2 separate regions of the Homo sapiens genome follow, and region 2 is linked to region 1. Evidence: read pairs that join two places in POLR2A ChIA-PET (ENCODE). Cell type or tissue: B cell. All regions are shown on one strand. Links, peaks and the distances in the headings refer to the core of each region. The heading gives the core; the rest is flanking DNA. Region 1 overlaps LINC02219 (long intergenic non-protein coding RNA 2219). Region 2 overlaps MAST4 (microtubule associated serine/threonine kinase family member 4).

The links. ChIA-PET counts read pairs that join two places held together with the same protein. Peaks named below come from ENCODE experiments on the same cell type or tissue, not always from the same donor. Only the 100,000 strongest peaks of a DNase experiment are listed, where the experiment ranks them.
Region 2: POLR2A ChIA-PET joins it to region 1 with 8 read pairs; 2 of 35 experiments call an interaction of 5 or more read pairs at or near these places.

What each region holds. Positions count from the first base shown.
Region 1 is chr5:68,191,803-68,204,012 of GRCh38, forward strand. LINC02219 (long intergenic non-protein coding RNA 2219) reads left to right here. Exons shown (of 3, transcript NR_105003.1): 2 at 4,568-4,687; 3 at 6,388-6,605. Among named protein-coding and RNA genes, the nearest start is that of LINC02219, 8.0 kb to the left of the region's middle. RefSeq lists an enhancer at 1,757-2,296. In B cell, for the core only: no CTCF peak of the experiment used is centred there; a DNase peak (open chromatin) is centred at 5,279; H3K27ac peaks cover 1,037 bases.
Region 2 is chr5:67,069,151-67,081,360 of GRCh38, forward strand. All of the region lies in intron 5 of MAST4 (microtubule associated serine/threonine kinase family member 4), which reads left to right. Among named protein-coding and RNA genes, the nearest start is that of MAST4-AS1, 71 kb to the left of the region's middle. In B cell, for the core only: no CTCF peak of the experiment used is centred there; no DNase peak of the experiment used is centred there.

The DNA of each region.
Region 1 (12,210 bases), core at 3,367-8,366:
CTGTAATTTAAAGGGTCATCTTTGTTTTATTTTTCTTAAATTGAATATTGTTTTTTCAGAATACTTATGTTCCATGAATATATTTCTAGTTTGAAGAAACTTAAGCTGCTTTTCAAGGTTATACTTAAAAAAAAAGTCATTTAAAACATTGCATGATCCAGTTTACGAGGTTCTTAGGTCAATTACACCATTGTTATCTTTCTCTTCTTGAGCATAGTCTATAACCATTGGGGAAAATAATTAAATATAAATGTTTCTGTATTAACTTTGATTCTGGATGACTTATCTTTTTTTCTTTCTTTTTTTTTTTTTTTTTGAGACAGGGTCTCACTCTGTTGCCCAGGCTGGAGTGCAGTGGCGTGATCTAAGCTCACTGCAACCTCTGTCTCCCAGGTTTAAGCGATTCTCCTGCCTCAGCCTCCTAAGTAGCTGGGATTACAAGACGCCTGTCACCACACCTGGCTAATTTTTGTATTTTTAGTAGAGATGGGGTTTCACCGTGTCGGCCAGGCTGGTCTTGAATTCCTGACCTCAAGTGATCCGCCCTCTTTGACCTCCCAAAGTGCTGGTATTACAGGCATGAGTCACCGCGCAGGGCCTGAATGAGTTATCTTAAGAATAATATCACTGAAGATACCATACTGGTTAACAATTACTACATAATAAATTACTCCCCCAAACCAGTAGCTTAAAACCTTCATTTCATTTTGTTCACGGTTTTCTGGGAATTCAGGAAGTACTCAGTCCAGGCAGCTCTCTGTTGGGTTCTCTCATGCAGTTGCAGTCAGATGTTGACTCTGGCTCCAGTGACATAAGGATCAACTGTCATAGGTCCAGCAGTTGAGGCCCAGCTCTGCCATAGGTCCAGCAGTTGACATGTCTGCAGTGAGCTTGGCAGAGGCTAATAAGCGTATCTACACCAGCATGGCTGTCTCAGGGTAATCAGACTTTTTACATGGCGGAAGACTTTCTCCAGAAAGGCTCAAGAGAATCAGACAAGGGCTTTTTCCAGCCAGCCTCAGACATCACACAGCATCACTACAAGGTTCAACTGTTTCCTATTGAGTCACTAAGATTGGACCTCTCTAGATGGGAGGAGTATCAAATAACTTGCAGATACATTTTTAAACTGCCATACATGTGCTTTTGTGTTTTTCTTCGCAAACAGCTCAGCATGTATTCTCTTTAGCTAAAGACCCCAGTAGTTTTTGAGTTCATTTTGTGCTTCCAGAACCTAGCACAGGGTATGTGTTACAGCAAATGCAGCCAAATATTTGTTAAACTGAACCAAAGGCTGACAAGCCATGAACTCCTGCCATCCACATGAAGGAGGGATTTTGTGGCTGCCAAATTTTTCTTTTGATAAGTTAGATGGCTTATCATGCTGATAATACAACTATATATATAGATAATAGAAAACCTTGGTTTTTTTCCCAAGGTAAAGGAGTCTCAGAAATCCTGTAGTCCCACCCTTTACCTTGTACCTCCCAGCCCTCCTCACCCCACCCCAGTTTCATAGCTGAAGCCCAGAGAAGTTAAGTGACCTAACCAAGTGATAAAGGTATGGTCTCTAGTTGTATTATGTTGGTGCAAAGTATTTGCGGTTTTTGCTATCAAAAGCAATTCCAGGCATTGTTTCTTGTCCATAACAAAATATTGTTTTCTCGGTTACTGTTTGGGGTTATGACTTTATCAAAAATTGCAGGGACATTGTGGGCGTTAGGTCATTTTTATACATGAGGGTGAGGAAGTGATACTTCTGCCAACCTGTTGATCTCAGCAAGAATTCTTTTCCTCCCTGACCTTTCTATTTATTCCATCAGGCAGATAAAGAAAAGACCCAGAAAGATCTCACCAGGAGGCTGTGGGACTCCAAGTTGCTCTCTTCAGATATAGGTCAAAAAAACTAACTTCCTGACCCTTTCTTCATGCCTTGCAATAAGATCTTGTAGTTTCTATGTCTGGGGCAGTGCTGAGTCTAGAAGGCTTCCTGTGATTTACAAAAAGCCTGTGAGGAAATGGAGATGTCCCTGAGCCTGCCTAAACCTGCAACAGTGATCCATTGTATTTCCAGGGGGCAACCCATCATACTTTGATGTAAGACGTCGTTCCAGCCCTTTGGGGTCAGGAATGCAAAATGCCAAGTCATCTATTTTGCATCACAATGATGCAGTTTTGTCAGGAAGTATAGTATTTTTAAAGTGATCACCCAGTTGATTAACAAAAGAAAAGAAATCACACCTTCTCCTTTGAAGTTTGCCAAGCTTCCCTTAACTAAAGAAGGCTCTTTCCTTAGCTTGTATCAGGACCATATTCAAGACTTTTTCAATTTGGAAAATTTCATATTTATTAGGAAAGGTGAATAATAGAGCTAGTATATGGAACTAATTTCTTAGGTCAGTCAACATTTCTTTAAGTCAATTCATTGAATTGATGTTTGTGTGAATGTCTGGCTTATAGTGAGCACTCAGTACATGTTAATTCCGCTTCTTTTCCTAACACCATTGTATGGGGAATGACTCAGGTTCACAATGTTTAGTATTTCTCCAAAATACTCTGAGTCTTCATTACCAAAAAAAAAAGTTCGATAACATTTGACCTCCTGTATTTACTAAGGCAGAAAAACCTTCTAAGCTCCTTGTATTGGTCAGTGTTCTCCAGAGAAACAGAACCAATAGGATGTGTGTGTGTGTGTGTGTGTGTGTGTGTGTGGTGTGTGGTGTGAGTGTAGGGGGCAAGAGAGTTATTTTAAGGAATTGACTCGTGTGATTATGAAAGCTGGCACATTACAAGAGCTGCAGTGAGCAAGCTGGAGATCCAGGATACCTGATAGTATAGTTCCAGTCTGAGTCCAAAGCCTGAGAACCAGAAGAGCTGATGGTGTGTCTAGTCTAAATGCTGGCAGGCTGAAGACCCAGAAAGAGCCAATGTTTCTGTTAGAACCTGAATGCAGTGGGGGAAAAAACTAATGTTCTAACTCTAGGTAGTCAGCCAGAAGGAAATTCCCTCTTACACATGGTAGCACCAGCCTTTTTGCTGTATTCAGCCTTCAACTGACTGGATGAGTCCCATCCACGTTAAGGAGGGCAATCTACTTTACTGAGTCAACTGATTCAAATGTTAATCTTGTCCAAAAGAACCCTCATAGAAATACCCAGAATAATCTTTGGCCAAATACCTGGGCATCCCATGGTCAGTTAAGTCAACATATAAAGCTAACTATCACACTCCTTTTCCGTTGAGCACTAGTCAAATTGAAATTTCATAGAATTTGTGTGTTTGTAATAGAAATGATTTTCTGGTTAACCCTGTTTTACCAAATATGTACGGTGTACCCAGTTCTCCTTAGGATTTACTCTTTGCTCAGAGCATTTCATTTTGGGGCATGCAAATAAATGGGATGCCCCCCTTATCCCTGCCCCATTATCCCTTATCCCTGTCCCTGTATGGAATACAATGTACACTCATAACATGAAACCAAAGGGAGGATGTTCTATGTAACATTACTGATTCTGTGACCATCCTAGGAAGGAATGCTGGTGCGAGCTCTCCATCTTCACTTCATGAATTAATAGACTTGTCATCGGAGGTATTAATAGGGCTTGGAGTTACAGCAAAGCTTCACAGACATTCTCAGACATCAATCACATTTTGGTGTTTGCAGCTCGAAGGCAAATCATCTGCACAATTATGATTTATATGAAATTCAGGAATCATAAATGTGCTTCACTTTGGTCTTATTCAGAAACCAGTAGCTTTTACTCATGGATGCTAGCAAGTTTGGCTTGCATGGTGGAGGCTGTGTGCTGTTGAGGTTAATAGCATGCAATTACCCGGGCTCCAACTGCAGCTCTACCAACACAGAAGCAAAAGTGGAAAACATGGCAGAGTTCTTAGAGTAGAAATAAAACTGTAAAAACAATGGTTGAAGAAGGATCTTTGTGCTTGTTTTAGATAGAATTCATTAAATTTTTAACTGCTATGCCAAAGAGACTATATCCATATAATCTTTAGACATGCAGTGAGGTAGTTACTGTTATTATCCCCATGCTAGAATTTGAAAACAGAAACACAGAGAACATAAGTAACTTGTCCTAAGGTCACTTTGATTTGAAAGTAGGGAGTGTGGTTCCAAGACTAACTACCAAACTAGGTGTTTCTTTGCTGGGTGAGTCCTCTCTCTGTCACCCAAACAAACACACAGCCTGGCCCAGTGATCCCATAGAGGTGCTGCCTTGCACTGCCAAGTCCTATGGGAATACTGGGCAAAGGTTCTTTTCTGCTTTCAGACCATACCCCTTGCGTCTCAGGTAGAATACTACAGGGGATAAATGGAAGACCAGATCCAGTTGGGTCAGAGGCCTCCCCTCCAGATCTTCCGCTCTCCAGAGCCTTTTTCCACCCTCTCCCCTAACCATCAACCACATGTCCCTTAGAGTTTCGTACTGTCCATTCCGCTCAAGACTTGGGTTTCCCTTTAATATTTTTATTGGTTTTGTAATAAACATCTTGGTGCTGATTAGTTGTTTTTTTTTTTTTTTTAACCGAGTTTCACTCTTTCGCCCAGGCTGGAGTAAAGTGGCATGATCTCGGCTCACTGCAGCCTCCGCCCCCGCCAGGTTCAAGTGATTCTCCTGCCTCAGCCTCCCGAGTAGCTGGGATTACAGGCGCAGGCCACCATGCCCAGGTAATTTTTGTATTTTTAGGAGAGAGGGGGGTTTCTCCATGTTTACCAGGCTGGTCCCGAACTCCTGACCTCAGGTGATACACCCGCCTTGGCCTCCCAAAGTGCTGTGATTACAGGCATGAGCTACCACGCCTGGCCGGTGCTGAATTTTAATTCCTCAACCAGCTGGGCTACCCTCGGTAATACCCTCAGTAATCATTACCCTCCCCATCACGAACTGCTCACTTGATCACTCAACACATAGAGAGTCTCCTTCATTCCCAATGTAGAATAGAGAGCAGAGATAACAGTGGAGAGTAAAGGCAACATGGTCCCTGCCCTCACGGAGTTTATACTCTAGTGGGGAAGACAAACATTATTCAAAGAGTTACATATAAATATAAAACTATACTGTGACAAATGCCACAAGGAAAAGGTGCAGAGTTTGATGACCCCAGGACCTGGAATTTACCTAGTCAGAGAGATCAAGGAAGGCTTCCCTAAGGAAGTGGTGCAGAGCTGAGATCGGAAGAAGCAGGGATGTTCTCCACAGAAAGAACATGCTCAGAAGCCCAGTCAGCAGCAGGAAGGAGTGTGGTGATTTTGAGGAACCGAAAGAAGACCAGCATGGCTGGAGAACAGAGGATGGGGGTGTGATATGTGACGAGCGAAGAGAAGTAAGCGGGGGCAAGATTGTGTAAGCCTGTGATCAGGATTCTGGCCTGTATGCCTAGAGCAGTTATTTTCAACTTCGGCTACATGTCAGAACCACCTACAAAGCATTTTAAAATACTGATTAAAGGATCCCATTCCAGAACCATCAAATCCAAACTTCTGGAAGTGAGAACCAGGCATAAGTATTTTTTTTAAAGCTTTCAGGTGATTTTATCATGAAAACAAGGGTGAGAATCATTGACCTATAGCAATGAGAAGTCACTAAAATGTTTGAAGATAATATGTATGCTATGAATCTTTAGAGGGAGTTGGAAGCCATTTCCAGATTTACATTTCAAAAAGCATCCTCTGGCTAGAACCATGGAGTTATCAATGCTAGTGATTGAGAGTTCAAAAAGGAGACCAATTCAGTGACAACTATTTTTTTATTTTTATTTTTTTGAGATGGAGTTTCCCTCTTGTCATCCAGTCTGGAGTGCAATCTCACAATCTCGGCTCACTGCAACCTCTGCCTCCTTGGTTCAAGTGATTCTCCTGCCTCAGCCTCCCAAGTAGCTGGGATTACAGGCGCCTGCCACCACGCCCAGCTAGTTTTCACATTTTTAGTAGAGATGGGGTTTCGCCATGTTGGCCAGGCTGGTCTCAAACTCCTGACCTCAGGTTATCCACCCGCCTCGGCCTCCCAAAGTGCTGGGATTATAGACATGAGCCACTGTGTCTAGCCAGTGACTGCTATTGATAAATGGTGCAGGTGAGGATTAGGGTAGCATCAACGGAGATGAAAAACATACATATATTTACAAGATTTTTAGTTGGTTAAAACACTGAGACTGGCAGAATGATGAAATGATGGATTCTATAATGGGAAAAAAGAGAGCAAATGACTATCAGTGTTCTGCTCACACAAGATGGATAATTGTGCCACTTGTTGATACAGGGACGAGGACTAGAATCAGAAATGTTTAGAGTGAGGGTACGTTTTCATTTGGGCATGTGAGGTTTGCTTTCATTTTGTCATGCATGTTCTTTACCTCTCTTTTCTGTAGGTCACCCGTACTTCATTTACCAGTCCTTGCTAAGGATTATTCATTAAAACACACAACAGCAACAATAACCACAAAAGCAACAATAAAAATACCTTTGAACTCACTCAATCTTGAACTATTGAACATGCTAAGTCCGTGTCATTGGCCTACTTAATCAGCCCTCGATTGTAACTTGAAGAAGCTTATTGATAAGAAAATAAACTTCTCATAAAGTATAACTACTTTCTTAGCAAAACTATTTGTTTCATCTTCTCTTTAAAATTTTTGATATTATGTATTTCCTTTTTTTTTTTTTTTTTTGGAGACAGAGTCTTACTCTGTCACCTGGGCTGGAGTGCAGTAGTGTTATCTCGGCTCAATGCAACCTCCGTCTCCTGGGTTCAAGCAATTCTCCTGCCTCAGCCTGCCGAGTAGCTGGAATTACAAACACCCGCCACCACCCCCAGCTAATTTTTTGTATTTTTAGTGGAGACAGGGTTTCACCATGTTGGCCAGGCTGGTCTTGAATGCCTGACCTCAGGTGATCCATCCACCTCAGCCTCCCAAAGTGCTGGGATTACAGGCGTGAGCCACTGCACCCGGTCTATTATGTATTTCTGAAGATATTTAATGCCAAGTAACAGAAACCACACTCCAATGAGTTTAAACAAAAATAACATTATTATAAGAATATAAAGGTATCTTATGGAATATAAGAATAAATCTGTGGCTAGAGTTAAGGAAAAGCTAGAATCACGAACTCATGACTTCACAGTTCCCTCTCCCCAGCTCTTCTTCTCTTGTGCATCTGCTTTGTTTTTCTTTCTCTGTTCTCAGAAACTAGCTCCCATCACTTTTCTTCTTAACATGAACAAAAATATGACAAGTGACAGCTCCTGAGGTTTAAGCCCTAGAGCTCAGACATCAGAGGGAAACAATCTTAACTCTTTCAGTACAAAACCTAAAATCCTGGGGTAGAAACTCAAGTAGACTATCTGTCCTTCTTCAGACCAATCCACTGTAGCCAGGAAGTCGGAGCTGGGGAAAAAGCTGTAACTATCCCACTTTGATTCATATATGTTACTGAACTGTGGCCAAAATGGATACCCCCCTTGATAGTCTCAGGGGATTCCCTTAGGACTTGATTTGCAAGACCCAAAAGAGCAGGGACTGAGCAAAACATGCAAGTTTGCCATTACATCCCAACTAAGTAAATTAACATGTGTGATCCTCAAGATCTAACTGAAGACAATCCTAAAAAGGCTGATAGTTATGCAAAATATTTCATCTCCCTGAACTAGTGGATTTTTTTTTTAATTATTATTAAGGCAGCTGAAATTTCCAAATTTTTAAAAATTTTATATTTGATAATGATGTATGCCAAGAGATTTGCATTTGTCTATGATATGAACTATGATGTTTGAACTGATTCTTTCAACAAAGCAATGCACTAGTTCTGAAATTATCCTAATTTTAAATATCATTTGCATTTCTGTAGATGGAAAATTATATAACAAATTCTAGTTCTTTTCATTTTCATTTGATTAACACTAAGACTCTCCAAAGCTCTAAAAGAAATAGCAGGAGTTGAAATTTCAATTGCATTTGGGAAAATATGTACTTTGTTCCTTTAGAAATAAAGGAGAACATGTGAGATGACAAGTCATAAAGAAGCTGGTCTCAATATGTATTCTTTTGAAGCTCTAAGATGAAATGAGGGCTATGCACACTACTGGTGATGAAAATGATCACAAATAAAGATCTCTTATGAGCCTTCTTGTGGAAGGACATTGAAAAATGTAAGGAAATAATCAGGCCAATACTTTCCTTCTGACTTCCCAGTGTACAGCCTTCTCCTGCAGGAAAGAGAGACAGACCATACCCCATGTGGTCATGACTTAAATGGACTTTCCCTCAAGGAATTTATAATCTAGTTAGGACTGAACATATATATGGCTAATGACATTTATAAAATAATCCATTCTTAAGTGTCCAGTAGACAATGCACATCAGTGTAAACAGAAGTCAGAGACTAGGAGTCCAAGCAGGCTTGAGTGGCCCTGCCAGGGCTAGCCCTTGACAAAGCTGTGAAGCAGATATAGTTTGTCTTGGGGGCTGTTGTGCCCCAATTATCAGCACAGTCCCTGTTTCCTTCCTTTTGGCCCCCCTGTACTTAACTTTAACTTCATTCTTCATCCACTGGATGGTATCTATCATTCTTTCCAGTTTTGCTCCTAACTCATTTTCAACAAATCCCTGCCATGGTACTAACTGAAACTTGAAACTGAAACATAACAGATCTGTGGGTTGCAGAATTGAGTCCTAGTCCTGGCCTGCACCTCTCATTCAGTGTAATCCATCACTGTACCTAGCGAATTTTTGTATTTTTAGTAGAGATCGGGTTTTGCCACGTTGTCCAGGCTGGTCTTGAACTCCTGACTCAGTTGATCCACCCGCCTCAGCCTCCCAAAGTGCTGGGGTTACAGGCATGAGCCACCACACCTGCTCTGCATTTTTATTTTTTAAAGCGGGAGAAGGACAGTCCCTATTATTTTCCAGTATAATTTACTGCAAGAGTCAGCAAACTTTTTCTGTAAAGAACCAGATAGTAAATATTTTAGGCTTTGTGGGTCATACAGTTTTTATTGCAATTACTCAGTTCTGCCATGGTAGCAGAAAAGCAGCCACAGACAACTTCAAAAGTCATTTAAAGGACAGGTGGTGGGCCAGAGTTGGCCTGCAGAGTGTAGTTTACAGACGCCAGGTTTAGAGGATGCTGTCTAGAGCCGATTTGCTTGAGTTCAAAACTCAGTTCTACCTGCTTACTAATCTCTTTGTGCCACAATTTTCTTATCTGTAAAACATCTACCTCATAGGTTGTTTGTAGGGACTAAATGAATTACTATGTATAAAGCACTCCTCTATTTGTGAACTTTCTACCTGTAATCATAGATATTGTCAAATCTTTTTACCAGAGCAAAAACACACAAACTTGGCCCACCTCAAACTATTGACTCTAGTGGCCACTTGCATGGTATTACTTTGACTCTAAAGCCAAATGATCTTGCAGCCTTCTGCAAGGTAACTTGTTGATAAGCCAAGAAGTTTCTGAAGAAAGTACGAAAAAGAAAAACTTGGCGAAGCCACCTCTGCCAAAGTACTGAGCCTCGTGTTAGGGAGAACGCTAGGTTTTGGATATTTATTTATTTATTATTACTGTTATTATCATTTTTTGAGATGGAGTTTCACTCTTTCACCCAGGCTGGAGTGAAGTGGCGCAATCTCGGCTCACTGCAACCTCCGCCCCTACTAGGTTCAAGCAATTCTCCTGCCTCAGCCTCCCGAGTAGCTGGGATTATAGGCACGCACCACCATGCCTGGCTAATTTTTTATTTTTAATGGAGACAGGGTTTCGCCATGTTGGCCAGGCTGGTCTCAAACTCCTGACCTCAGGTGATCCACCCACCTCGGCCTCCCAAAGTGCCAGGATTACAAGTGTGAGCCACTGTGTCTGGCTGGTTTTGGCTATTTTGTATGTAGTAATACCAGGTTTATAGTATTACATGGAAATTGGTATGGGAATTAGGGAAATATTAACATATCATTTTAATGGGACCCAATATGGATTGGCGAATGGAGGTGGTGATGGTGGTGGAAATGATGGTGTGTGCAAACACTCCCGGACAGGTAAAGGGCTTAGGAACAGATGTGTATTCTCTTTTCCCTCCAAATTCAGTGACTGAAAAAAGAGCAGTAATTGCCAACTCCTCTGCCACAGTCGTATGGTAAAATTATGTGATAGAGTATTTTATAGCATTTCAGGTTTAAGTGAGTTTTGCCTTGGATTGCAACATCAACCTGCCTGGTTCCTCCTGTTTTTCATGTGGCATGGTGCCCAAATTTTGTACAAGATTATTAATCTTTTACAAGGGTATTGTTGACAGTCCTGTAATCATGTATACAAGTCATAAATCTTTTCTTCAATAAGTCAATGGTGCCTGCCATATTTGGCAGGTATTTCCCAGGCATTAGCTAAACTGGAATGATAACAGTGAGGCCATGAGCTAGAACAATGAGGCCTGGATTGATTGATTGATTGATTTTTTCGAGATGGAGTCTCGCTCTGTCACCCAGGCTGGAGTGCAGTGACGCAATCTCGGCTCAGTGCAACCTCTGCCTCCCAGGTTCAAGCAGTTCTCCTGCCTTAGCCTCCTGAGTAGCTGGGATTACAGGCATGCATCACCACGCCTGGCTAATTTTTTTGTATTTTTAGTAGAGATGGGTTTTCACCATATTGGTCAGGCTGGTCTCGAACTCCTGACCTTGTGATTGCCCGCCTCGGCCTCCCAAAGTGTTGCGATTACAGGCATGAGCCACCATGCCAGGCCCTGGATTTATTTTTTATTTTACTATATATATTTTTTTCAGAGACAGGGTCTCACTCTGTCAGGCTAGAGTGCAGTGGTACAATCATAGCTCACTGCGGCCTTGAACTCCTAGCCTCAAGCCATCCTCCTGCTTCAGCCTCCCAAGTAGCTGGGACTACAGGTGTATACCATGGACCTGGATTTAGACTTAGGTTCTTCTCATGGTTCTGTCACTAACTAGCTGTGTGACTTGAAGCATTAACTAACTTTGTATTATAGAGATAAGGGTCTTGGTTTTCTTATCTGAAAAACAGTTAAATTAGATATATGTAGCACTTGCCAATTCTATAGTTCAATATTCCTGAAGTAGAGAGATTAGGTGATCCAAGAGGTCTGAAACTCTGTGTTAATTAGCCCAAAGCCTTTTTGGGCCCTTTCAAAATTTATCCTAGGTTTGTGGTAATGATAGGTCAGTTAATAATTACAGAAGTTAGACTGAAAGTTACCTGGAAGGAACACAACACGGATTTAGAATAAGGAGCACATTAACCCAGATGGAAGAATCATCAGACAGTGAGGCAGCACGTGCTGCTCGAAGAGTCAGAAGACCCAAGGGTAGATTTGGTTCTGTTGCTTCCCACCTATGCCAAACCATGGAGTTTTCCCAAGTCTTTTTCTTCATCTATAGAATGAAAATCATGATACATGCTCTGCTTACCACCCAGGGCTGGTGCGTCAAATAAAACCATTCATGTAAAAGCCCTCTTTCTTTCTTTCTTTTTTTTTTTTTATTTATTTTGAGATGGGGTTTCACTCTGTCATCCAGGCTGGAGTGAAGAGGTGCAATCTTGGCTCAATGCAACCTCTGCCTCCTATGCTCAAGCGATCCTCCCACCTCAGCCTCCCAAGTAGCTGGAACCACAGGCTCATGCCACCAAGCCCAGCTAATTTTTTGTAGTTTTGGTAGAGATGGGGTTTTACCATGTTCCCAGACTGGTCTCGAACTCCTGAGCTCAAGCAACATGCCCACCTCAGCCTCCCAAAGTGCTGGGATTGCAGGCATGAGCCACCGCCACCAACCCGTAAAAGCCCTCTTGAAACATTAAAATTGAATACCACAACCATCGTAAGCATGGTTCCCTTCTTCAAATAGAAAACATAAGCTACCTTTTTCAAACACATTAGTATTTAAAGAATCTAATAACTTCTAAAACATCCTAAACTATCCATAGTCACTCTTTCCGAAGTCATTCTTCCAAATAGAAAGTTGTTGCTTTCTATTTATAACAGAAAGGAAATCCTTGTTAACATTGTGATGCATGTACCAACAACGGGTTTAAGTGTTTAAATGAAAAATTCTAACCCTTTTGAAAAAATCAGTATTGTCAGAATACAGCTTTGCCTGATCTAAAGTGTTTTCTTTGCACATAGCTTAGCAGGATTCAGAGAAAAGTCTATACGATAGGAGCTAGACTGG
Region 2 (12,210 bases), core at 3,505-8,504, 1.1 Mb before region 1:
ATCCTTAGATATAAAGAAGTTATATTTCAGGTTAATTTTCTTAAAGTTTTATCATGGTCTGCTAACAATCAAATATGACTTTGAACAATTCTCTTAACTTGGCTTTAATTTCCTTTTCTGTTAAAGGAGGAGATTGGATATATATATATATATATATATATAAAATTTTAAAATATTCCTTCTAAGGCTGTACCTTCATATTTCTAGTTCTTTGGCTTTAAAGAAGATTTTCTTTCACCCTGTGTTCTCAGGATTAATATATACCTGCCTTGTGTTCTCCATTGGAGGCATGCTTTTAGTATTCCAGGTCTGATGACAAATGACACTCTCAGCATCTAAAATATTAAAGATAAAAGAATGGGTTAGCTGGTTGGGCCCAACAGACATAAGATGTGAGGGCATGCCCGAGTGACCCCCAGCATGTTCTGGATATGCACTCCGCATTTCATCAGCATCTGAGGATGGATGTGCCCTTTGGAAGGAATTTTGAGAGGAAAACAGGTTGTCCTGTGGACCGTGCCTCCCAGGAACTTTGAAGGCCAGGTATCCCCTTGTTTATCTGGAGAAGCAACACATCCCAGTTTGTGGTAGTTATATCTATCCGCTGGAACAATTAGGCCTAAAGCCTATTTTTGCACATGTGGGAATGTACTGGAAGTCCTGCAATAGTTACCAGAGTGACCGGCCAGTGTCTGAAGGAATGAACGTAGTTTCGAAGGCTTTGAGAGAAAGTGTGTGTGTGTGTGTGTGTGTGTGTGTGTGTGTGTGTTCCTCAGCAAAAGAACATGCCCTACTTCAGTGTTTAGAGATGCAAATCATCTTAAATAGGCCAAATGCAGGAAATGAAACAAGTTCCTTAATTGGTAAAAAGCCCACTTCCTTGTGGGATCAGTAATTTGGCTTGGGAATGCACACATTCCAGCATCCTTGAAATTGAAAGAAAAAAAAATAGGTGAATTGATTCACATTTGGTGCTCTTATGCCATTATTTCAGTAGGAAATGTGGGTTATCATTTCATTTGACAGTTTTGATTTCCAAAAGAGAAGGACCAAATGCAAATTTTTCTCCCTTCTCTGGAGACATAGGCGGACTTTTAACATCAAGAGATGTACATACCTCCCCTGACAACACATTTCACATAAGCAGTATCAGTCTGCCCTGTCAGTGGTTCTGTGAAGCTGTTTATTTCATCCTACTGTTCCTATTGTTGACAAAAATGAGGGATGTTCATTTCTTCTAGTGATGTGGGCTTTAACTATTTCTGTCACGAGTGCAGTGTGCCTATCTAACCTGAATTCTGCTTACCATTCATTTCCTGAAGTTGTCTTTACTAGCAGGGTAGAAGTTACAATATCTAAATTTAAGTTGCTGACCTTTATTTACTTCAGAATAAGCAGTTGACTTGTGAGTTTATGTTTGATAGCTAATCATGCATTCTGCTTTTTATTAAAATACCCATAACATCTGCCACCACACCTTATTTGTAAAACTGCTATAATACTGGAAACTAAGAACATACCAATGATCATTCACATCTTGAGTAGGAATGAATGCTGTTACCTGTGTCAACAGAAAATCTTGTGTCAGTAATCAGCTCATGGCTAGACCACAGAAACAGTATGATAGCAAGATAGGCAGGAGACAGAAGGTGGATTTCACCTTCCTGGACTGCATACCCTGACATCAGAGACTTTATACCTGTCCCTACAATCAGAATATCTGGCAGTCACCACCCAACCCCGCACCACAAAGAAGCCGCATTTTGTGCTGATCAGAGCCATCCATTGCCCTCCCAACAGTATTATCTTTCTGTAGGAAATTTAAGAAACTATACTTTCCAGTATTAAACATCCCACATCAGATAAGTTGGGGATTCATTTATTAATCTGTAATAATATGCCTTTTTGGTGGGGGAGCCAAATTAATGGAACAAAGTCAATGATCAAAAATACTATCATTGAAGACTTTGATAAGTTGGTTAACAGTAAAATCGGTACAAATAGTGGAAACAAACAAAACTCTGCTCTAGAAATAGTCTTGTGGCTTTTAAATTTTTAAGCAATGAAGGCGAAAGACCTACAAACAACCGAAACTATCTGAACAGGAAATAAAATAAAATAAAATAATTGCTAACAAAGGAATAAAACGCATGCTGACCTCAGTCATACCTTTCACTGCTAGATAATGATGTAATGGCCAGAGAACTCTATTTGGTAGGGAGGGAGGGAGGTAGATAGATAAAATCATATATTCAAGAACACACAAAATAACAGTCCATGGATCTTTCCTGGAAAAGTCACTTAAAGATATACAGAAGATGGCTGGGCGTGGTGGCTCACGCCTGTAATCCCAGCACTTTGGAAGGCCAAGGGGGGGGCGGGGTGTATCACCTGAGGTCAGGAGTTCAAGACCAGACTGACCAATATGGCAAAACCCCGTCTCTACTAAAGATACAAAAATTAGCCGGGCATAGTGGCATACACCTGTAGTCCCAGCTACCCAGGAGACTGAGGCAGGAGAATTGCTTGAACACGGGAGGCGAAGGTTACAGTGAGCCGAGATCGTGCTGCTGCGCTCCAGCCTGGGCGACAGAGCGAGACTTCATCTCAAAAAAACAAAAAGGATTTACAGAAGATGACTGAAAAATTAAAATGAACTTAAATTGGAAAGATGAGTTATAAAAGTACTATAGTATTGATAGGAAAATGAAAGTTTAAAAAGATACTTTAAAATGTAGTATAAATGATAATTCACTAATAGCAATATAGATCTAGAACTCATTAAGATCAGAGACAAGGGTGACAGAAGCACACATGTGCAAAGTTCCTTAACTTACTTTGAGGCATGGGGGAGGAAATAAGAATAAATACTGTATTTCTTCTCAACTCATTAATTAAAATATGCATGCATGTGTGTTTTTTAAACATTTTAGAATAAAACTTACTAGCATGAAAAGCAATTATTTCCTTTTATGTTACTGAAGAAAGAAAAGTAACCATCCAGCAAGGAATTAAAAAATTACCAACTTTACTTTGAAATATAAATGTGAAAAGTTGGTAGAACAGTGTAAGAATTATTTACTGTGAATTTTTGGGATTCTAAGAGTGCTGATTAGTTTAATATTATAAACACTGTTAATACATCATAGCAGCGTGTCAAATGTTCATCTGAATAGACATTGAAAAAGCCCTTGATAAAATTAAACATCCATTTCTGCTAAAAATTATTTAGAAAATGAGAATGAATTGAGAAATCCATAATGTAGAAAGACATCTAATTTAGACTAATGGCCAATGTCTTACTTTAGTGAAATACCAGAAGCATTTTGTTAAAATCTTTCCCCATTAATATAACACTTTATGCTACACATTCTTTGCAGTCAGATAACACATAAAATGGAAACAAAATATATAATTCAAAGATGGTAAAATTTGTTATATTCATATGACATAAAGAATCTAGAAAATCCAAGAGAATTCAGTGAATAAGTTCTAAAATTAATAATGAAGTAGGTTGTATACAAGATGGATATATAGAAGTTAATGCTGTTGTATATTACCAACTATGACAAGTAAGAAATGATAGTGGGAGAAAGGAGTGATATTCTGTGACAGCATTCCATGCCCTTTTCCCATAACCCCACCCCCACTGCCCACCCTCCAAAAGGGCAGAAAATATCATGCTTTGAAATAACCAGAAGACTTGAAAGGGATTGCTATGAAAACACAACAAAACTTTATTTGAAAAGTAAACTGTTATGAATAATGGAAAGATGTGTCCTGTTCATTGGAGAAAAGGCTAAATATTGTTATTTTCCCCAAATTATAGTTGTGATGGTACTTTCAATTAGACTTTTCATGAGTATGTATATGTGTGTTTAACTGTTTTCTTTATTGCAAACACTGAATGCACTCTGTCTGGTTTAAGCAGGGGAGGAATTATTAAAGTATATTAGGTAGCTCACAGAATTAGTATTAGTACCAGAGAGTGAGCATTGGAGGCCAAATACCCTAGAAGAACACCCAGCCCACACCATGGCACTGTGCCAGAGCAGGTCCAGCTCCTGCTGCTCCTGTTCTCTGGGTTGCAGAAACTCTTGACACTGATGCTCCCCAAAAGGAATGCCTCTACTGCCACTTCTGTCATCAAAATTGATTTCTTTGGCAGGTCTTCTTATTATTGCATTGTTTCAAGCCAAAGTTGAGTTTAGCTTAAAAACTCAAAAAAAACCTAGTCTATATTCTAACTGCAAGGAAAGTTGGAAAAGTGGGTGGTGGCATCAGCCCTGCAGAGGCAGGACTCGGCTCACGATATGGGAAATTCCTCTTACGTAGGGAGGTTGCTTAGAAGATAACTGGAGGCCATAAAGATGACAAATGCTTACAGTGGTAACTTGATGTAATGACCCCAAGGTACATCTAGAAAACTCAGTAGATACAATTAGCCAAATAAATCAGTGAGTTGGACCTGACCTACCTGAGATTAACACATATCAGAAAGTGACAATCCAAGCATTCATATATGAATAAGAACAGGAAGGAATGGATGAAGATATGTTGAAGAAAACATCACAAACCACTGCAAAGGAAATAGTTTAATCAACAGATGATACTGGGAAAAGTATATGAAAAATACTTAAGGTGAGCTTCTTTCATACTATATATACTAAAATGATTCATATGGCTTTTAAATTACCTGTAAAAATTAAATGCTAAAAAGTAAAATTAATATATAGTTGAACATTTAATATATTTAGGATGGAGAAATAATTTCTGAGTATGAAAAAGTAGAAGAAATCACTAAAAGGAAAAGATTGATAATAGAAATTTAAAATTCTGTAAGTTAAAAAATACTGTAAACAAAACTAATACACTAACAAATAACTTAGGACATATCTACAAGAAGTATAATGGGCAGAAGATCAATATTGTTAAGTCATAAAGAGCTTTTTTTAATGAACGTATGAAAATACTACCCCCTAAATAAATAGGCAAAGGACATGAACGGACATCTCAGAAAAGAAATAGAAATGACAGATAAACAGATGAAAAGTTCAACCTCTTATTAATCAAATAAATGTACATCAAAATGATGAGACATCAGTTTCCACTTGATTTGCAAATATTAAACAGCAAACATGGTAATATTCATTTCTGATGATGGTATATTGAAATGGATATTTTCACTACATTAATGTAAATTTACAATGGTTTTAGCGAGCAGCTTGATACTTTATGTCAAGAGCCCTAAAAATAGTTCACATGACTTGAACTATTATTTGCATTTTATGAAATATAATTTAAGGAAATAATCAGAAAAGTACTCAAATGTATATTTTAGGATGTTAATTGCAGCATTAATTTGTAGTAGTACAGAATTGGAAACACCCTAAACATTAAATACTAAGAAGATTGATGGTTAAATTGTAGTCCATCTGTATAATGGAATAATTTGTAGCCATTTAAAAATCACATTTTTGAAAAATATCTAATAGCATAGGAAGATTGTAATTATAACCTAATTATAAAGAGCAGGACACAAAACAGTATGGTTTATGATCTAATTTGAAAGTATATTTGTATATACGTGTATACACTGTCAAAAAATAAAGACACTACAATATTACATTAGGATTATCGATTTCATTTTTATACTTTAATGTATTTTGCAGATCCTCTGCCATGATCATCTGTTAGAGTCAGATTTTAAAAAGTTATTTTAAAGGTGAGCAGTTCTTTTCCTATGGATTTTAAACGTTTCACCAGAAAAATTCATGTGCATATTGCTTTCACCCTCACCATCTGCCTCAGTCTAAAACAGTTAAACAGTTTTATGTGTAGCGTTTTCCAACATTAGTAGCAGTACTAAAGTTATCCCCTCAGTCTAATTTGTCCTTAGTCAGCCCCATGGTAGTGCTGGGCATATGCTACTATCTTTTACCTAACATCCACCTAGAAATGTATATGTCTGCTGGAGGTTAGTGTATGATCTGAATGAAGATTGGAATGAGTTTTTTTTTTTTTTTTTCGTTCCTTTTTAGAGAGAGTTTTGCTCTGTCATCTAAGCTGGAGTGCAATGGCATGATCGTGGCTCCCTGCAGCTTTGAACTCCTCAGGCTCAGGTGATCCTCCCACCTCAGCCTCCTTAGTAACTGAGAACTACAGGCGTGTACCACCATGCCTGGCTAACTTTTTGTATTTTTTTGTAGAGACAGGGTTTCTCCATGTTACCCAGGCTGGTCTTGAACCTCCTGGGCTCAAGTGATCCACTGACCTCAGCCTCCCAAAGTGCTGAGATTACAGGCATGAGCCACCACACCTGGCTTTGGAGTGTTTTTTTTATGACATGCATTGCTGAATAAAAATGTGATTGGTGAGGAGTTGAGTTAATTAATGTAAAATATTACAAAACTATTTAGCAGAAGTTTGTCATCTTTATCTTTTAGAAAAAAAAAGTAAATTAAAAATGGCCTAAGAAACATTGTTCTCCATTAGGATTCCAAAATGATAAATCTGCTAGCCTATAGGGGAAAGGTCAAAATTTTGTTTTGCTGTAACTATATGTCATAAAATATAAAAGCTAAGCACTCCCTTAGGCATTATCTCACACATTGTTCCACTTGCTAGCACATTTTTAAGTTTTTAAAATCATACTATGAAATGATTAGCTATTATAACATTTGAAGTTTTTTTATTTTTGAAATTATAATTTAATTAATAACCAAATGTAGATCTTGTTATTTATTATCTTTATTACATGTCTTGGTAAAACAGAGCCAGGAATTCCTATTGTAGTAGTCCTGGGAAACTAGTCCAGGTGTAACATTGCCCATGATTAATTGGTGATGTACTCAGGCCTGACACCATCCCACTCTACTGCTCCACTGTGGGAGATGCACCTTGATTGCCCAGTGGCCTAATCTAATCCAATGACCTCTTTCTGGGAAAGAAAAAAAAAATTGAGCATGAGCACCCTGCAGGATTTGATACCAGGAACCATTTCCAATTTCTTGAGTAGTTGTCTTCTCTTGCTTCCTGTGGTGCTTGCTTCTGTATTTCTGTTCTTGTTGGCTCCTTTTGCTTCTTGTGCCATTTTAACTATTGGAATCCCTTGGATCACATTCTCTGTCACACTTAATTGTGGCATAAACTCTTTTACCAAGGTCCTCTCTTTCATGCGTGTGCCAGTTTTTCCCACAGCTTTCTCTTGGGTCTGAACCTTTCTCCTGAACACAGATGCATGTGTCTGTTTACTAATAGTCTCTCCATCTGATTGTGTCCTACCAGCACCTCAAATCCAGCTGTTACCCAATAACAAATTTATTTTCTCCAATTTCTGTTTATTCTCTCTGTTATTAGCAACATCATCCACCTTGTCACTCAAACTAGAAATCTCAGTATCATTTTTTGTTACACCCTCTCTCCCACTTTCCCTCTGAAAAGTGTTTTATACCTGACCCCCCTCCCCAGTGCCACAGCCACTGGTTCCAGGATGTTTCAGTGACAGAGAACTGGGAGCCTGCTTTGGCACTTCCTGGGCTCCACCTCCATCAAATCTCTCTCAGACATCGAAGCTCATTTTTTTGAAAGACATGAACTTAATTATGTCTTTTACCTAATGTAAAACATTTCATGGTTCATCATGACATACGGGAGTATAGTGGTTATTAAAGTGATTCCCAGATGAGCAGCAGCATCCATCGCCACCGCCACAGACTAGTTAGCAATACAAACTCTGAGGCTCCAACCCAGATCTACTAAGTAAGTAACTGTGAGGGGTGGTGCCCAGCACTCTGTGGTCTAACACATTTTCAAGGTGATTCTGATACACTCTACAGTTGGAGAATTAACTGCCCTGTAGGTTCTAAAGCCTGGCTGTGCATTTGAGTCACATGTGGAACTTAAAGACATACCCAGACCCAAGGCCAATTAAGTCAGAAACTTAAGGTGTCTGGCCTGGTCTGGCCTATATCTTTTTAAAAGCTCCCCAGAGATTTTGATACAGAGTAATGGTAGAGAACAACTTAAACTGTAAAATTCACTTTTTTTTTTCCAGCAGAATCTAAAGTAGTGTTTCTGAAACTTGAATGCACACTGGAGTCACCTGGGAAGCTTTAAAAATGACTGATGATTGCCCTCCACCTCCCTCCCCATTCTGATTTAATTGGTTTGCAGTGTGGCTTGGGCTTTGGGGTTTTTTAAGTTCCCTAGGCTATTTTAATGTGAAGCCAAGGTTAAGATCACTGTTCTAAAGCTAGGATTCAGAAACACTATTGTGCCTAAGAAGCGCCTGGAGTACTTGATAAAAGTAAGGGCCCCACTCAGGTGACGAATCACCTGGAGTACTGCCCTAAAGAGTATTGCCAGCTGGCCCCTGACTGTTGTAGTTACGCTTTCATCCATCCACTTTGCTCCTCACCATTCACTGCTCTGCCTTAATTTCCTACAACTCCCCGTCCATAACATCAGATTACTTCACTTTACTTAAGTGTGTCTTGCTTAAATCACTGGAAGGAAGTGTAGGTTATTCAAGCCAATAAATTGTCCTGAATCAATTGATTAGCCATTTGGAAAAGCGGTAAGCCAGACTGCTATCTTGCTCCTTATAAGAAATAAGCCCCATATAGATTTTAAAAAATGAATTAAACCATAAAAGTACTAGGAAAAGGACAGGTGCAGTGGCTCATGCCTATAATCCCAGCACTTTGGGAGGCCGAGATGGGTGGATCACCTGAGGTCAGGAGTTTGAGACCAGCCTGACCAACATGGTGAAACCCCCTCTCTACTAAATACAACAAAATAGCTGGGCGTGGAGGTAGGCGCCTGTATTCCCAGCTACTAGGGAGGCTGAGGCAGGAGAATCGCTTGAACCTGGGAGGCAGAGGTTACAGTGAGCCAAGATCGCGCCATTGCACTCCAGCCTGGGCAACGAGGGCAAAACTCTTCTCTCAAAAATAAATAAATAAATAACTAGAAAAAAATGTGGATACATTTGGAAAATAATTTGGGATTGAAGAAGGCCTTTCCAAACAGATAAAACACCTAAAAGCCATAAAGGAAAGTGGTTGACAAATTTGATTAGATAAAAACTTTTCCACAGAAAAGTTACCATAAGTAACATTAAAAGATAAACACAGATGAGAAAACCAGTCTTCAATATATTGACAGGGTTGCCTTGATGTGAAAAAAAAAAAAAAGTAACAATAAAAGACTAACAGAAGAACTCAGTGGAATGAAGTACAAACTCTGGGTAGTTTGTACAAAAAGAAACACAAATCGTCAGTTAACATTAAAAGATGCTCAGCTTCACTCATAATCATCTGAAGAAACATGAAACGTTATATGAGGTGATGGCTATGTTAATTAGCTTGATTGTGGTAATCATTTTATAATTGTATAGCAAAACATTATATTGTACACCTTAAATATGTACAATTTTTGTCAAGTCAATAAAGCTGGAAATATATATTTATATATTTATATTTATATTTATATCTTTATATATATTTATTTTATATTTATATTATATTTATTTATATTTATATATTTATATATAATATTTATTTATATTATATTTATATTTATCTAAATATATATTTATTTATATTTATCTAAATATATATATTTATTTATATTTATCTAAATATATTTATTTATATTTATATTTTTATATTTATATTTATATATTTAAATATATTTATATATTTATATAAATATATATTTATATAAATATATTTATATATTTATATATTTTTATATAAATATATATATATATATATATATATATATATATATATATATGGCAATCTGATGTTATCTGTCAAATTACCAAAATCTGAAAAAATTTAGTATTGGCAAGGTGGAAGGTAGACAGCATCCTATATGTCACTAGTGAAAATATCAGTGCAGTGTCTTTGGAGAGCAATTTAGCGAGAAGGACCAAAGTGAAAAGTGCACTGTACTCAACTGTACCCAAAGTTTTGCTCATAGGAATTTAGCTCTTGGAAGTACGTAAATATTTAGAAGATATTCATTGAATCTTCAAAACACTAAAATTAGTATAAATATTCATTCATAAAATACTAAGTAAATGATGCTAACTGAAATATTGGGATATTTGGTGCTGAAAGGTGATAATAGAGATTTAGATGGGCTAACACAGAAAGTTATAGATAATTAAAAAATAGCAAATATAGAACTTTATATAAATAATAGAGCATTATATTTGATGTAGTATTTTGGGAGGAATTTTTTTATACACATATGCTTGTGAATATACACATATTTCTAGATAGGTACATACCCTATCAAAAGAGGTCACTTCTGAATTGTAGGACTGGGCATGGGGAGGTGGAGGTGGGGACGCAAAGTCTGGTACAGAGCCTGACACAAGTGTTTGAATGAACCAGTGAATAACAGTCAGAGGTTGAGAGAGGTTTTTTGGCTTTATCGTATGTCTACTTGAATCATTTGAATTTTTTTCCATGTATATATCATTGCTCTTGTAATAAAAATTAAAACATGTAAAAATGTGCAGTTCATTTTTGGGACTCTGTCCCTTCATTTTCCTCTGCCTCAAAGCCTCCTTTCCTTTCACTTTTCCTTCTAGATGCAGATCGAAGGTTGCCCCTGCAAAGCTATCCATTATTTTCTCTGAATTCACATCTTCCTTAATTTATCCTTACCACCATGAACACAAAGTTCCACATGCTGGGTCTCTCTTCCTTGCCTCATGGGTTAGAGGCTTGTGGTCAGGGATGGTCTGATTCAGCCTTCTTTCTGCAAAGGCTACCAGGGGTCTGCAAAAGGGGAGGGAAAAGTGGCAGTACTTTACTGTCCAGCTTCTTAGCGCTAGTCTGCCTTAGAGTCGTCACACCTGACCTGACGTACAAAATAATTCACCATTTCTAACCCCTTGAGTATTCTCAGAATACGAAGCTTTGGCTTCATTAAACACAGCCTTCAGAAAGGTTAGCATTCCATTGCATCCATTGTCACTGCCAAGATCACTTGAAGGAAGCCCCGGGTATCATTTGTCTTTGACTTTCTGGCCCTAGCAAAGTGTCCAGCATATATTAACTCTGCATAAGTGCTTTCCAAATGATTTAAAAATTTTAAATATGTGCCTTTTATGTACCTACTTTTTCATTCAAAGAGGGATTTAAAGACCCTGTCATGTTCTTTAAGAGAATAATCACAACTTTTTTTCTCCCATCTCAGTTCGTCCCAGAATACCTGAAGGATTCAACACCTTGCAATAGTAACTGTGGCTGTGTAAGGTAGTGATTCTCTGAAGGTTGACATTTGTGCATACAGAATCTCAAGAGTTGTGTGTGGCTTAAAACAAGCTCCACTAATCACACTTATCAATTATTTTCAGATTGTCTACTAAAGATATCATGGATGCATGTACAGAACATAAATGAAAGGACCGGAAAGGCCATGTTCCTATTATGTATAAAGGCAAATTATGTTTTATGCAAGAAGGAATGATAAGAATTAGAGTGAATACTCTTAGTTTTGCTTCTGATAATCAGTTGTTGAATCTAGATCCCGTGCCTTGATTTTAACTGTCCTAATAATTTTAAATATTATAATATTACATGGACCGTATAATAGGCATTCTGCCTCAAAAAAAATGAAAGCAAGCATGAGATGCACAGATTTTAAGTCAAATATTCATGTTTGTTAGATATGATTAAAATGAAAACTGGTTTGAACAAACATGAGTAAAGTTGATAGTGAAAATGTAAACATTATGGTTAATTAATGTTTTCTTTAATTATATATATTATATAATATAATATATAATTGTATATATTATATAATATATATAATTGTATATATTATATAATATAATATATAATTGTATATATTATATAATATAATATATAATTGTATATATTATATAATATAATATATAATTGTATATATTATATAATATATAATTGTATATATTATATATTTTTTTTTAACAGAGGTTTTAAATCTTAACCCAGGAACACAGGAGCAATAGAAGCTTAGCATGTGGGGAGAGGTTCCTATTTTAGAGGGAAGGGAAAACTGTGCATATAATTGGGTAAGAGTAGCAATAGGATTTGGGGTGGGGGAGGTTATGTACGTGCTTAACCCAGGAGGATACCTGTGGGCATTTGGGACTTCTGGATAATTGACATGGTATGATATACTATTTGTTTGGTTTGAAAGGGA